Regions from separate parts of the Homo sapiens genome. Here region 1 is linked to region 2. The links are chromatin contacts, found by Hi-C or POLR2A ChIA-PET in ENCODE. All regions are on one chromosome and are shown on one strand. Each heading gives the region's core, a stretch centred on a gene start or an enhancer-like site at or near the end of the contact. The rest is flanking DNA. Distances are from core to core; before and after follow the strand shown.

Region 1 (7,527 bases), core at 263-2,762, 43 kb before region 2:
AAACCACTAACCTACTTTTTATCTCTATAGATTTCCCTATCCTCAACTTTCATTTAAATGGAATTATATAATATGTGGTCTTTTGCTCCTGGCTTAACACGATATTTTCGAGATTCATCCATGTTGTAACATTTTGTTTACCCTTTTAGACAAGATAAAGTTTAATACCCTTTCTAACTCTATGCTCAGATAGTCAAGTGAAGAGCTACAACCAAATTTCTTTTTCCTTTCTTCCTTTCTTCTCTCTCTCTCTCTTTCTTTCTTTCCTTCTTTTTTTTTTTGACAGAATCTTGCTCTGTCGCCCAGGCTGGAGTAGAGTGGAACGATCCCGGCTCCCTGCGACCTCCGCCTCCCCTGTTTAAACGATTCTCGTGCCTCAGCCTCCCGAGTAGCTGAGATTACAGGCATGTATAACCATGCCGGGCTAATTTTTGTATTTTTAGTAGAGAAGGGGTTTCACCGTGTTGGTGGCCAGGCTGGTCTCAAACTCCTGACCTCACGTGATCCACCAACCTCAGCCTCCCAAAGTGCTGGGATTGTAGGCGTGAGCCACAGCGCCCTGCCTCAACCAAATTTCAGAAAGTATCATAATATCATTATGCTTCATAGTTTCTCTATGCCCTGAAGTTTACCAATTTTATCTTCTACAGATTCCAGGAAGGCAGCCTGTTAAGACTCACCAAATTTACTTCCTCAGCCTCCAGAACAATAAAATCAAACTCCCTACCTTGATTTTAAGATTCTGCTTCCCCCCACCCCGCCCCACCCCAATCTTCTCCTTGGATATTCGACAGTCTGGAATAATGCATTTTTACAGTTCTGATTGTTTTCAGCAGATGTGTTGGCTGAGGTTGGATGGGGTTTCTTCCCACCTATCTCTCCTCTCTCCTTCCCTCTGCCCACTGCACGTGCAACAACTTTTCTGCCATCAAAACGTGCAAAAAAGAAACAAGAAAGAAAGGAAAGAGAAAGAAAAGAAAAACAGAAAAAAGAAAAGAAAAAGCAGCCGGAAGTCTTCCTTTGTTTTCCAAGGAAATTCAGGTAAAAGGAGGGGTGGGGAAATGATATTTTTGACTTTGCTCACAATCCAGACGTAGGAAAGAAAAAGGATTTCCTTTGGGCTGCTGCCACGACTCTGATGTTTTATGCTGATAAAATATTTCCTTCTTAAAAAAAAGTTCTGGGAAAATCATGCCCCTTCAACTTGGAAGCGAAACCCACCCTAACTTTCGTCTTAAAACGCAGCGAAGTGAAAGGTTTGCTCCTCTTTCACGAGGGTTTTGTTCCTTACAGTTCGGGTCTTGCTACCAGGAGCGAGCTGGGTCCGCAGCGTTCTTCGGTGGCTGGCGCGGGAGGAGGACTACAGGATCCAGAGATCTTTGGAAACTCCAGCAGCTCCAAGCTTGTTGGCTACTACGGTTTCCCTGAGGAGTGACGCTACGAAAACAAACCCTGATTGGTCAGGCCTGAGCTGAGTTCTCCATTTATGGACAGATTGCCCGGCCCGAGCCGAGACTCAGCCAGAGGAGTACGGATTAAGTGGCCGAAGAAAGAGGAGTGAGGCAGGGGAGCGAGGCGGACGCTCCGAGCGCATCGGACTCACCTGGGCCGGCGGCGACCGGCGAGTACGAGTGGACTCTTGCCCTCCGCAGCATGCGCCCCGCCTGCTAAGTCGCCGCCGTCTCGCCCTCACCTAGCACCGCCAATCCCGCCTGGATGGAGTCCCCTCTGGGTTCCCATTGGCTCCTGTGAGTGCTTGGGTGTCGGGAGCCTGTTTTTGGCGAGGGGAACCAACTTTTGAAGTTCGCCCAGAAGACTGCGTTCCAGCCCCAGTTCCCCGGCAGCGGGACCCGGCGAAGACGCGACCGCGGCGCGAGTCACCATGGTGAGTTGGCCGCGCCGCGTCCTAGGACGCCGGACCCGGGGACGGGGCAGGAAACCCCGGCGTGGTGCACCCACCTTGGGCGCGCTGCCGGGGCCAGGGGTGGAGAAGGTGGACGCGGGAGCCGGCACGTCGCGAGCTCTGATTTCCTGCCGCTTTCCGTAAACCCGGGCCGGGGGAGAGCGAGCGAGGGGCCAAGGAAAACTTTATTCCAAGTCGGTTTCTGCGTCGCGAAACTTTCTGTGGCCGGGTTGCTATGGCTGCCAGCTGTCGGAAGCCAGGGTGTGGGCGCATCGGCTGCGAGGGGCACGGCGCGGGAGGGGGTCCCCTCCTCCTGCTGGGACGTGGGGGGCGCAGCCGGCAGGGGAGGTGCTCGGAGACTCGCGCCGCAGCCGCTGGCGGCGTCCCCTGCCCTCCCCGCGGCCGTGCCCGCCCCGCCCCGGGCACCCTCGCGCCGACTCCCTCTCCTCCCCGCCGCCGCTCCGCTGCCCGGCAGCGCCCGCAGCTGTCCCGCCTGGCAGCGGCACGCGGGCGGGGGCGGTCCCTGGCCCGCCTTGGCGAGGGGCGGCGCGGGCCGCACAAAGGCAGGCGGGGGCGCCAGGTAGGGCGAGCACCTGGCGGCCGGCGGGCTGTCAAGAGCCAGGGAGACTCGGGCGCGGGCGGCAACCACGCCGCCCCGGACCTGTGCCGGGCGCCGGCCCCGAGGGTCTCCGCGCCCCGGACGCCAAGTAAACACCTCCTGAAGAGGACCCCACCCCTTCCCAAGCGCGAGGGGATCGGGGCTTTTCGGGGATCCAGGGGACGCTTCGCACGGGAAGACGCCCTCGCGAGTTTCGAGTTTGTTGCTGTTTTCCCTTTGGCACTTTGGGAATGTGTGGAAGGGGCCGCCTCTTTGACTTGTGACTTTTCTGCTATTCCAACTCCCCAGTCCAGCTACACTCCCCTCCCTCCCTGTATAACCTTAGCCACCTCCCTTGGGCTTTGGCGTGGTGTACTTTTCTTTGCGGGGCACGAAAGCAAGGACTCTATTTTGAAGAGATCGGCAGTTCATCAAAAAAAAAAAAATCTATTACAAGGCTTCATAGTTTCCACACTTGCTTCTTTTCAAGTAGTCCTGCTTAGGTGGATTATCTCGTCCTCTTCTGGTTTGCTGTTGTTTTCTAATGGCTGTGGAAGAGAAGCCAAGTCAAAATGATAACCAGCACAACACTAATTAAAAAATCGATATCCCGGTGAGCAGCCTGAGGGAAGTGCAGCAGAGGCCCATCGAAACCTGCACACAAAGCTCAGAAGCCCCCTTGCCCCGTGCTGTTTATTCCAAAGAATGATTACAAACAAACATCAACGAGAAACCTTTCAAGGCATCCTCGGCCAAAGCCTTTTCTTTTTACATAGTCCAAAATTAAGTCACTTTTGCCCCATCTAAGAGAACACTTTGTCTATACATTTCCTCTTCTAGTTTTAAGGTTTAAGAAGTCAGTCTACTCTACGTTACTTTTGGACCCCTTCCCTCACCCCAGCAGAGAACCATTCCCATTGGGCATGTGTTTGGGTGAAGCTACCTCACTGGGCACCTGGTCCCTTGAAGCAGTGTGATAGTCCTGGTACTTGAGAATTGCTGTAATCATTTTCCGTGGGTCAATATTTCTTAAAAAAATCAATGTGTTTATGTCAAGAACTTAAAGAATCTTACTGAATTTAAGTACTTGAGTGGTACCTTGAGGAAATTAACTTCCCCTCAGTTAAACTCATTTTTCATGCTGAATGGACTGAAATATACTCTAGGTTGCCTTTTCCGAAACCTGTGATACCATGCTTAATTCAGCCCCATTGCAGATGAAGTAGAGGGTTGGTCAAATGCATGCGAAGAAGGCATGCTGTAGGGAAGAGGTGGTTCTATCTGAGGACAGTGTGTGACTTCCCTATTGATGGGCTCCCTGCCATCAGCACAGATGGGCATGTTGTGTGCCCCCAGGCGACTATCTGTGCATCAGATATGGTTGCTGAAGTCACAATTCACTGATGGAAAAGTTGAAACAGCTGGCTGTCCTGAAACAGGAGATGTGCCATTGATAGATCTACTGGATCCAGAGTGATTTGGCCAAAGTTAATCATTTCTTTCCTGACTTGAAAAATTGTTCATTATGTATGTGAAGTTGCCTTAGAATAGAGCATCATCTTAAATAATCAGAAACCCAAGTTACAATATTTAATGTTTATGTCAGACTCTGTCAAGCCAAATGATACTTCATTTTGTGTTCCACATCTGCCCAGGCCTGCCCAAGTTGTATCCCTTCAGCTGCTTAGAACAGGAAGGGAAAGGACATTACCTTCTTTGGGTGTGGCTGAAGATTAGCATGGAGGCTAAAATTCATCAGAAGGCCCTTGGCGGCCAGGCGCAGTGGCTCACGCCTGTAATCCCAGCACTTTGGGAGGCTGAGGCAGGAGGAATACTTGAGCCCAGGAGTTCAAGACCATCCTGGGTAACATAGTGAGACCCTGTTTCAGTTAAAAAATATTAAGAAGAAGAAGAAGAAAAAGAAGGCCCTTGGCTGGGCTATAGGGAGAACACCTATACCGTGGACTTCTTCTGTGTGAGTGTGTGTGTGTGCGTGTGTCTTTTAGGAAGTCTGGTAGCATAGTAGGAGGGCTCTCCATCTGTACCTGAGGCCCTACTAAGACTCATTCAGTTGTGACTCATAAGGAAAATAGCCATTTTCATTTTCTGACTCATGAACACAGTGTACAGCTTGTAGTTCACCTTCTATCTTCCTCCTGAAAACTCACTTTGGGACACTTTTCTATCTTGAGAAAACTAGGAACACTACCAGGCAATAGTTACTTGTGTCTTTTTCCTAAGGAGACTTGAAGAAGTTAAAAAAAACCCTGCACATCTTTATAATTTAGTGGAGGTTGTTTAGCAGAGTACAAAAAAATCTCTGTTGACTTTAACCGTAATACCCATCTAAGGCTTCCTTCGTAGAATCTGGGCTTATCATCATCTGCAAAGGAAGTTCTGCTTTTGTGGCCATGACCAGTTTGGACTCTCTGATAGACTGAAACCCATGGCTGTAGGTCCGCTATGTGCTTTGGATCCAGAAATTGTGATTGATTTTTATGCAAGGTTTCTGTGCATTAAATATACAGAAATATTTGAGCAAATCTGAATTGACCATCACCTCAAAACATGTTCAAGAGCTGTTCCCTTTTCCTTACTTGCATATACTTGTGAGGAAATTATAGATATGACACATAAGAATACCCAGGAATAGATTTACAACCTAGAAATCTGATGGATAGCTGATGATAAGGTAGGTAAGTTCCTTTAGGTGATGGCATGGCATGTATTTAGAAAGTCTGGAATACATTTCAAATGTTTCCTGGGAAGGTAACCTACTTGATTTCCACAGATTAGTTTATCAGATTGCTAGTAGTCTCCTAGTCAAAACAACACAATACAACAAAACAAAACCAGAAAGGAATGGGATCAAGCACAAAAAAAGTTTTGATGGAGGCAAAGCGTTGGGGAAATACCTAGAGTCCGGGACATTATCTAGGGACAAGTGTGAGTGGGCCATCCTAGTGGGAAATATTTGACAGCCCAGGCATCTCCTTGGAGAGAAAATGGGTGGAGCAGTGGATGGAGAGGGATGGAGAAGTATAAGAAGCAGACATTTACTGAAGTTGAAAGTCACCTCCACCACACTTTTGCTGAGGACTACAGTCTTGTCAGTGGTTGCAAACTTTTTTTTTTTGAGTTGGAGTCTCTCACTGTCGCCCGGGCTGGAGTGCACTGGCGCGATCTCAACTCACTGCAACCTCCGCCTCCCGGTTTCAAACGATTCTCCTGCCTCAGCCTCCCAAGCAGCTGGGATTACAGGTGCCTGCCACAACGCCCAGCTAATATTTTGTATTTTTTAGTGGAGACGGGGTTCCACTATGTTGGCCAGGCTGGTCTCAAAGTCCTGACCTCGTGATCCTCCTGCCTCGGCCTCCCAAAGTGCTGGGATTACAGGTGCCTGCCACAATGCCCAGCTAATATTTTGTATTTTTTAGTGGAGACGGGGTTCCACTATGTTGGCCAGGCTGGTCTCAAAGTCCTGACCTCGTGATCCTCCTGCCTCGGCCTCCCAAAGTGATTACAGGCATGAGCCACTGTGCCCGGCCAGTGGTTGCAAACTTAAATGTCTTATAATTTGGTGGAGGGAGGCTGGCCTCTAGAGAGTAAATATGGAATATATGTGCCATTCTAGGAGGCACCACTACTTGATTCTAGGCCATGGTTATATCGACCATATTACCAAATTATCTTGTTTTTCAAGAGAAACTAGAAATCTAGATTTTTATGCTATATCTGCCAGTTCTTATTTTTATTTATTTTGAGACAGAGTTTTGCTCTTGTCGCCCAGGCTGGAGTGCACTGGCGCGATCTCGGTTCACTATAACCTCTGCCTCCCAGGTTCAAGCAATTCTCCTGCCTCAGCCCCCTGAGTAGCTGGGATTACAGGCCCCACCACCACACCCGCCTAATTTTTGTATTTTTAGTAGAGACAGGGTTTTACCATGTTGGCCAGGCTGGTCTCAAACTCCTGACCTCAGGTGATCTGCCCGCCTCAGCCTCCCAAAGTTCTGGGATTATAGACGTGAGCCACCACGCCCGGCCTCTGCCAATTTTTATATGTGATTTGATCATCTCAGAGGGGCCAAACACAGCTGCAGATTAGCTGTTTGCAGCCACTTTATTGTAAGTCTTAACATGGTGTCCTTCTGTGAACCACAGTGATTCTTCTCATTCACTCACCAGGAAGAATGTCTAAACGTTCACTGCATACCCAGTAGTGGCATTCAGTATTTATCCATACATCCACACCTTCCTACTGGGTCTCCCTAAAGAGAGGGAATAGCCTGGTATTTTCAGCCTATGCATTCTCTAAGCTATTATAACAGGGAAAATCTGCATCCAGCTGCTACTGTTTGGCGCTATCTCAACACCTGTGTAGGATGGTTCCACGAGTGGTGAGGCTGCAAATTGAGCTTTTCTCTTCAACCCTTCAACTCCTTCCTCCACTGAAAATGCCATGGCCTCCAATGTCACATGATGGACTTCTTGTTTTTCACTCCTTTTTCAGTTGAATCTCATGAATTGGCGGTCTGTCTCAGGCGTTTTCCTGAGGGTTAGATAATGAGCAGCGGCGTGCATTCTGATAACTTAGAATACAACATTTTGCCTCTGTGCCTAGTGTGGGCATGTGATGAGCCCCTGTGAGACTCAGTGAAAGAACATATAGTACCTTGCGTTTCCTCATGAGCCAAGTGTGGGGCCTTATTATTCATTAGGAATTTGAGAAATCTCTTTTTATCTGCTTCAACAAGCAGAAATATTTTAAATCTTCTGTGTAAGTGCAAGGTATTATAAGCTTCATGGTAGGATATATAGGAATTATGTACAGTCATGGTTTTCCAAGTTTGAGTCATCTCTTTTTTTTTTTTTTTTTTTTTTTTTGCGAAAATGCAGCAACTTGTGTTTTTACCAATCTGTGATTAAAATGTTTCTTAATGGTGAGTTTTTAAAAACTTTTTTTTTCTTTTTCTCACCATGCTGAAATATTTACAAAGTAAATAAGAGGTTAAAGGTTAAATGCCAA
Region 2 (7,563 bases), core at 2,505-5,004:
TAGATTCAAAAGTAGATACCTCGCTCTCACCTATAGCCTAGCAGTTTGGGAGGCCGAGACAGGAGGATCGCTTGAGCCCAGAAGTTTGAGATTAGCCTGGCCAACATGGCAAAACTCCATCTCTACAAAAAATACAAAAATTACCCAGGCGCGGTGGTGGAGTGCCTGTAATCCCAGCTACTCCGGGGGTTGCTGTGGTGGAGGATCACTTGAGCCTGGGAGTTCAAGGCTGCAGCCAGCCAAGATTGCACCACTGCACTCCAGCCTGGGTAACAGAGCGAGGCCCTGTCTCCAAAAAAGAAAAAGAAAAAGAAAGAAAGTAGATAGTGATGAAGCTGGATAGTTAAAACAGAAACTTGAAAAGCAAGATGTGGAACTGGGATATAGGATTTCAGAGTTTAAAAGAAATGTGACATTTCTTAGTGGATTGTCCTTCAGTTGTGTTTACTAAGCAACTGTCAGCTAGTGAGATTACTGTGTATGGCCAATCCAGATAAATAAGACGATCAAGTCTTTATGAAAAGGAAAGAAAAATTTGGAATGCACATCTCTGTCCAGCTCAATTCCTCACTCCTTTTTTAAGATGGAGAGCTGTTAGGTTTGTCTACACAGTAGGAAACACCTGATTAAATAACAGCATGGAGCCAATCTTGACAAAGAAATTGGCTGCATCCAATAGAATCCCAGGGCCGGTCGTGGTGGCTCATGCCTGTAATCCCAACACTTTGGGCGGCCGAGGTGGGAGGATCACTTGAGCTTTGGTCTCAGGGCTTTGAGACCAGCCTGGACAGCATAGTGAGACCTCGTCTCTAAAAAATTAAATTAAAAAAAAAAATAGAGCGCCAGCAAAGTCAATTCCTGAACTCTCTTCTGTTCAGTAGTAGCAAAAATGCCTGATCTAAGTGATGGGGAAAGTTAGTTTATGTGGCTGTAGCATCAGACACATCACTGACAATCCTGCTGTGGATTTATAGCACAGGGGACACTACATCTAGAAACACCTGTCTGTGGACTGCTGCTGCTGTCAGGTTAGTAATCTGTGTATTCTAATGAGAATGGACGTGGCCTCCCTAGTGTCAGCCACATAATGGAAATCCTAGATCAGCATGCTTACTTCTTCCCATCTAATTGCAAGTTGTAATTTGTAAATAATGGGTTTACTTTTTAATTTTGAGAAGGTAAATGTGTTGCTGTACAAAAGCCCAGGATTCCTTCCCGTTAAATCGGCAGCATTCTTGGACACAGTAAATCCTATCACACACTTTTGTCTCACAAAAGAAGTAGCGGCAGTTAGAAGACTTTGAATTCTCCCTTACCCGTGACTTTGAGCAAGTGATTTAACCTCTCAGACAACACAGTTCCTCATTTGCAAAATGGAAATAATGTCTACATTATCTATTTCTACTCACAGAGTTGTTTTAGGACACAAAATGGTAAAGGAAGGAAAAGCTAAGTTACTGCAACATGGTAGGATACTTTTGCTTTTAAATTTAATTTATACGCATCCCAATTTTTATCTAGAACCTAGATTTCAGGCTAAAGAAGAGAGCCGTTGGGCTTCATTCCACTTGTAGTAGCCTCACGTTACCCTTACTGTGAAATTAGTCTTTGTTTCCTTTCATCTCTTTTGAATATCACCCTTGCCCTGCAATAATAAAAGAGAGCTGCATGCAGTGAAATCAAACCATGAAATTATAGAATTGTAGAGCCAGAACTAGCTACATATAAACAGAAAAGAAAATTTGATTGAAACATTAATAATTTTCATCAAGGTGAAAATGACTGACAGGTATTACTTTAACAGAGTTATTTATACTTTTTAAAGATGTGCTACTGACCTGTTAACCTAATGAAATTTAGATGGTGGAAGGGATATAAGTTGTTGAAAATTTGGGATTCATTTCTTTCCATCTTAGTATTTTTGGAGTGGTAGAGTGCTGTGTCTACATACCTTTGTAATAAAAAACAATTTGGGGCTGGTGTTGATAATCAAGTTGATTGCGATCTCTAGGAGAGGAGAGTCTATCTGATCTTTTTCTTGCCGTTTGTATATATTGTTCTACCTCTCCCATCTCATCTGAAATATGGGGCAGTTTCTTGGTTCTCAGTTGTTTCTTTTCTGATATGTTGCTGACCTCTGATTTCTCATATCAGTGCTCTTCCCTTAGTTCAGAGATGTTTCCCCAGTTGTAGATGGGGGTTGGAAAAGGAAGGTGCTTGTGATTTAAAAGCCCTGTCACTTACTGTGTCCATAATATAGTGAGTCCACCTGTGGACTGAGCAAGGCTGCTGTCACATCTTTCAAGGTTTTCCTCATTGATCCTACATCGGTTTAGCAAAATTCTTCTGTAAAAGGCTAGATAGTAAATATTTTAGGCTTTGTGGACCATACAGTCTCTGTCACAGCTACTCAACTCTGCCATTGTAGCATGAAATCACGTGGCTGTCTTCTAATAAAACTTGGTTTACAAAAACAATCAGACTGGGCGTCGTGGCTCACACCTGTAATCTCAGCACTGTGGGAGGACGACACAGGAGGATTGCTTGAGCCCAGGAGTTCGAGAGCAGCATGGGCAACGTAGGGAGACTCCATCTCCGCAGATTTTTAAAAAGTTAGCTGGGCGTGATGGTGCATGCCTGTGGTCCCAGCTACCTGCAGGGGCTGAGGCAGGAGGATCGTCTGAGGTTGGGAGGTCAAAGTTGCAGTGAGCCATGATTGCACCACTGCACTTCAGCCTAGGTGACAGAGCAAGACTCGGTCTCAAAAAACCAACACAAATAAATAAAAATTAAAAATAATCATTGAGCCAGATTTGGCTCACGGGCTGTAGTTTGCTGACTCCTGTTCTACATGATTTTCATAAAGGTGGGACAGGTGCACTTATAATATTAAATGGAATGGAGGGTGCTATTGTAAATACCTGCAAGTTGAATCAAGGATAGCTTTTTAAAGCAGTTTGCTTAGAAATTTACCTACAAAAGACTATTATTACAGTACCTCCCTGTGCCATGTACCTATAGATTGACTTAGGCAAAAACCTGACAACAGACCTTGGGAATATTTGGGGATATTTACTTTTTCAAGTAATTGAGTTATACGTACTTTGCCTGCCACTTTTTACATTGCATTGCCAATTTAAGTTAACATCACCGACCTAATGTCAGCAATGTTCCACTCTTAAAGCTGGAAACTGGATTCGAGGGTGAGCAAGGAAGGATGAGGAGAGGGAAGTTTACCTTAAATGATCCTTGAAGTCAACATTAGGTACCTTGAGAATGCCTTGCTGCTTGATTTTAAGATCTTCAATTACAGCACTTTGATTCTTAACCTTAAAAAAATTCTCCTTCAGCCATTTCAAGCCATGTGGAATATCTCTTACTGCTTAGGAATTTGCTGTGGTTTTTCATTGACCGTGGCCCCAGACTCTGGAATATGTATTAATTTATCTGGGCAGAGAATACAGAAATCCACATGCAGAATAAAGTGAACTTTATGCTGAAGCAGAATATTGAAGCTGGGAATGGTTAATTCTTAAAAAATAAAGCATCAGCGTTAATAAATATTGAATTCTAAGAAGGTATTTTGCAGTTTGCTTCTTAAAGTACTGAGATAATCTGACTGGGTTCCCATTTAAAAGAGAGAAGTTTTTTCCCTCCATGAATAATATTCGTTTACAGTCATTGGTAAATTATTAATCTGCATTCCAGTGTTTCATGTTTGAAATACCAGTCCGCCCTGTCCATGGGGATTTGATCTCACGCTGTAATCAGCAAAGGGTTCTGGGAAGTGAGAATAGCTGTGGTTTGCTCTTTTAAAGACCTTAGGAGAGAATCAAAAAGTGGTGGTTATTCAGGAAGTTGGCCTGTCCAGCATTTGACGGCTGGCAGTTTTCATATGGAGTCATATGAGACCATGAACTTGGAAGGCACACTAGACTGTGGGAAAGTTTGGGTGGGCTGCTCACCACCCTGTGATTTTCAGAGGTCCTAGAATGTTCTTTAGAGTATTCCTGCAGTTTTTGAATGGATGTCAAATCTCTTTTGGTTTGGGGCTACCCGAAATGTTTACATTCTGAGTCGTTGGTCCATTTTCCTCCAACAATGCACATTTAGGATTGCTATTGGGTACCTAATGAACTGGATTGATCATAAGATTCTCAGGATCTCTGGCCCCAGCTCGACACCACTTTCTAGCTATGGCACGTTAGGTAAGTCCTTTAACCACTCTGACTCTCACACTGAATATAGGTTAGAACAGTATCTACGTCATAGTGTTGCTTGAGGATTAAGAGGAATAATTCATGGGACTTGGCATGAGTCTTTACTAGATTGTAAGCTCCATGGAGGAGCTGTCTTCCCAGTGCCTCCAGCAGTGTCTGGCATATAGTGAGGAGCTCAACACACATTTGTTAAATTAACAGTAAGCATTCAGTCAATGTTAATTGTTACTGTTGTCATGAATAATATTCTCATTATTACTTACATTACCCATTTTGAGTCCTCCGTACCTTCTGTTGATAACAGTCATCTTCGTGAAGCAGCTATGGTGTCATTGATAGGATGCTGAGTTCAAATTCTAACCCTGTCCTGATTAGCTGTGGGCAAAGTTTCTTAACCTCTCTGAACTAGTTTCCTTGTCTGTAAATTGTGATGATAATGCCCTCCCACAGAGTCTAAGAGGGTAACACACCCCTGCCTTAGTTTTCTCAAACGTATGGGTAGAAGTAGCCCTGGGACCTACTCACTTACCAGTGTCTTAGATTTTTCACATGCCCTAAATGCTTAACTCTATAGGCCTTGCATGCTCCACACCAGAGTCTTCTACAGATTGCCCAATATATTGAGGGCTGATGAGGTCCCCTCCACACAGAACAGCTATGTGTAGCAGGTTGATCAAAACATCTGTATTCTGATCAGGGTCATCTCTGCACAGCTGGAGTTGTGTATGTCCTTTAAGTTTCTATAACTGGTCATTATAAAATACTAAGTATAGTAATACTAATTTATGAATTTATGTCTCATGAAATGAAGAGATACCAACAACACAACTGGGGTTTCATAGAGGTTGTAAAAATGAACTTTTTGGCCCCTCTCCCAGTACCAAGCGTGTATTGGGAGAGGGGCCAGAAAGTTCATTGTCTGGTCAATTTGCCACCCCAATGAAGGTGGGTTCCTTTTCAGAAGTCTTGAAGGTTTGAGCCTGGCAATGGATCAAGTTCTCTTTCCTCCTGCAGAATCTCTCTTCTGGTCCACACTCTGGGAGGTAGACGGGACTAAGCAGAAGGTCACTTCCCCAGTGCAAGAAAATGTACTACTCCACTCTCACATTCTACCTTTGGTTTGAGCAAAGGCCACATTTTGCAAGCCCGTTTGCTGCCCAGTTAATCTGTCAGGGTGAACTTTCTCTCACCCTCTGCTGACACCTCTGCCACCCAGCCCCATCTCCTTTGAGAGGGGGAACCCCCCCACCATGGAGCTTTGTGTTTTCCTCCACTTCCTCCTTTTAGCAGGGTAAGCCTCCACACTTCTGCCCAGGCTGTTGGGCCCACCATCTCCTCTTTTAACACAGCTTCCGAAGTGCTGGGGATGGAGAGGGTGTCAATGTGGCAAACGTTCCTTTGCCCACTGATGAGAAGTTTCAGCCCTTCCCAAGACATGTCTGGAAATGGCAGTCCACCCTGGCCTTTCCTTAACTTCACTCCATCCCTCAGCCCCTTCATGTACAAGTTGTCAGCACATCTTGTTATTTCTGCTTATAAAAATACATCGAATCTGACAGCTTTGCCCCACTCTATAGCTGCCCTCCTAATTCAGCGAGCTGGAGAGGCAATTCTCGGTCAGGATGATTTAGGATATTCCTAACTGGTCTCTCTGCCATCCCACTATACCCTCCTGCACTGTCCACTTAACAGTGATGTTTAAAAAGTAAATAAATGGCTGGGCGTGCTGGCTCATACCTGCAATCCCAATACTTTTGGAGGCAGAGGAAGGAGAATTGCTTAAGGCCAGGAGTTTGAGACAAGCCTGGGAAACATAGGGAGACCCCATGTCTATAAATAATAATAATAATAAAAATAGCCAGATGTGGTGATGCACACTTGTGGTCCCAGCTACTCAGGAGGCTGAAGTGAGAGGATTGCTTGAGCCTGGGAGGTCGAGGCTGGCACTGCACTCCAGCCTGGGTGATAGAGTGAGACCCCATCTCTGAAATAAAAAAAAAAAAAGAAAAATGTACAAAGTGCCTTTTAAAAAGCAGGTATATGGAGATGTAAGCAGGCATCAAGGCTAGCAGTGCCCAGCGGTGAGCCACGGCTGCACTGGTGGGTCCATGGGAATAGAAAGCAAAGTCTTGGGTCCACACAAGGTGGAGGATTACATGGGAGACTCCTGCATGGAGGTGTGCACTCTGTGGAAGAGTCAAGTGAGAAAACGCCTTACCCATAAAGGGAGATGGTATCATTACCTCTTCAGTTCTCTTTCCCTACTGCGACCCCACCCGAAAAGCCCCACCTAGGTTCCAGTTCCTCTGGGTGCAGGTGCCTGATTGCCTGAAGCCTGGTGCTCAGGATTGTCCTACATTCTCCCCACTGTTCCCTGAGTGGTTCCCTGACTTGCTGTTTTATAAAACCTTTTTACATACAGTAGAGTCGGGGGCAGGGGGCAGGTCTTGGTCACTCAGCCCATAAGAGGTAGACTCTGAACAGGTCGCTTTCGAGTTGTGTTTCCAATGTCCTTTTTACCATATTGACAAAGGGAAGAATTTATGTAGGAATACATCATCTTTAATTAAAGCATAGCTATAAATTATGCAAGTAGCAGTACATATTTTAACACAAAAGCAAGGTTCATAGACAAAAATGGAATGGTAAAATCATGAAAATGTAAATCTCTTGGTTAGGAGACATTTAGGCTCAAAATAATAATTAAAAAATCAACAGTTATCACGTGTCGATACGACATTGAAAAACATCTTGTGATTTTAAATTGAAAAATGGGTTCAGACTGACCACCCAAATAATCCTTTTTTTGAGATGGAGTCTTGCTCTGTCGCCAGGCTGGAGTGCAGTGGCGCAGTCTCGGCTCACTGCAGCCTCCACCTCCCAGGTTCAAGCAATTCCCGTGCCTCAGCCTCCTGAGTAGCTGGGATTATAGGCATGCTCCACCACACCTGGCTAATTTTTTTTTTTGTATTTTAGTACAGATGGGGTTTCACCATGTTGGCCAGGATGGTCTCGATCTCCTGACCTCGTCTTCTGCCTGCCTCGGCCTCCCAAAGTGCTGGAATTACGGGCGTGAGCCACCATGCCCGTCCCACCCAATTCTACTGTGCGCTTTTCCAGAGAAGTGTGAATTATTTGTGTCTTCAGGGAAATACATAGCTGTCTGGGTTTTTTTTTTTTCTGTTTTGTTTTTCCTTTAAGCATCTGATAATACAAATGTACTCAAATGGAAGAGGAACTGAACCTTTGAGTTTAATGAGAGTTTTGGTGTTTAAAGAATTCAGGATCATGAAGAATGTGTGGTGACTTCCCTCTTCCTATTCCCATTACTTTAAATGTCGTA

Evidence for each region. A loop is a pair of places that touch in the nucleus more often than their neighbours do. ChIA-PET counts read pairs that join two places held with the same protein, here RNA polymerase II (POLR2A). Pooled maps may share reads with other maps.
Region 1: a loop to region 2 is called in a map with no recorded cell type, with 2.2 times the contacts of the local background. The contact joins the promoter of MYO1E here to the enhancer-like site in region 2. A Hi-C loop is called at or near these places in 12 of 168 maps with a recorded cell type or tissue (B cell, Calu3, GM12878 and 8 more), 2 of 37 single-sample maps with no recorded cell type and 10 of 50 pooled maps. POLR2A ChIA-PET finds 5 or more read pairs at or near these places in 15 of 52 experiments (A549, AG04449, AG04450 and 11 more).

The regions. Positions count from the first base shown.
Region 1 is chr15:59,366,856-59,374,382 of GRCh38, reverse strand. MYO1E (myosin IE) reads left to right here and starts at 1,512. Exons shown (of 28, transcript NM_004998.4): 1 at 1,512-1,885. The coding sequence starts at 1,883. RefSeq lists enhancers at 1,224-1,728, 1,729-2,232 and a silencer at 2,248-2,567.
Region 2 is chr15:59,325,987-59,333,549 of GRCh38, reverse strand. All of the region lies in intron 1 of MYO1E (myosin IE), which reads left to right. Among named protein-coding and RNA genes, the nearest start is that of MYO1E, 43 kb to the left of the region's middle. RefSeq lists enhancers at 4,467-4,968, 5,380-5,729. Within about 2 kb of position 3,754, at least 7 of the 41 ENCODE cell types and tissues checked have a DNase peak (open chromatin) inside an H3K27ac peak, as active enhancers do; they include B cell, GM12878, HCT116 and 1 more, where a contact is called at or near this core.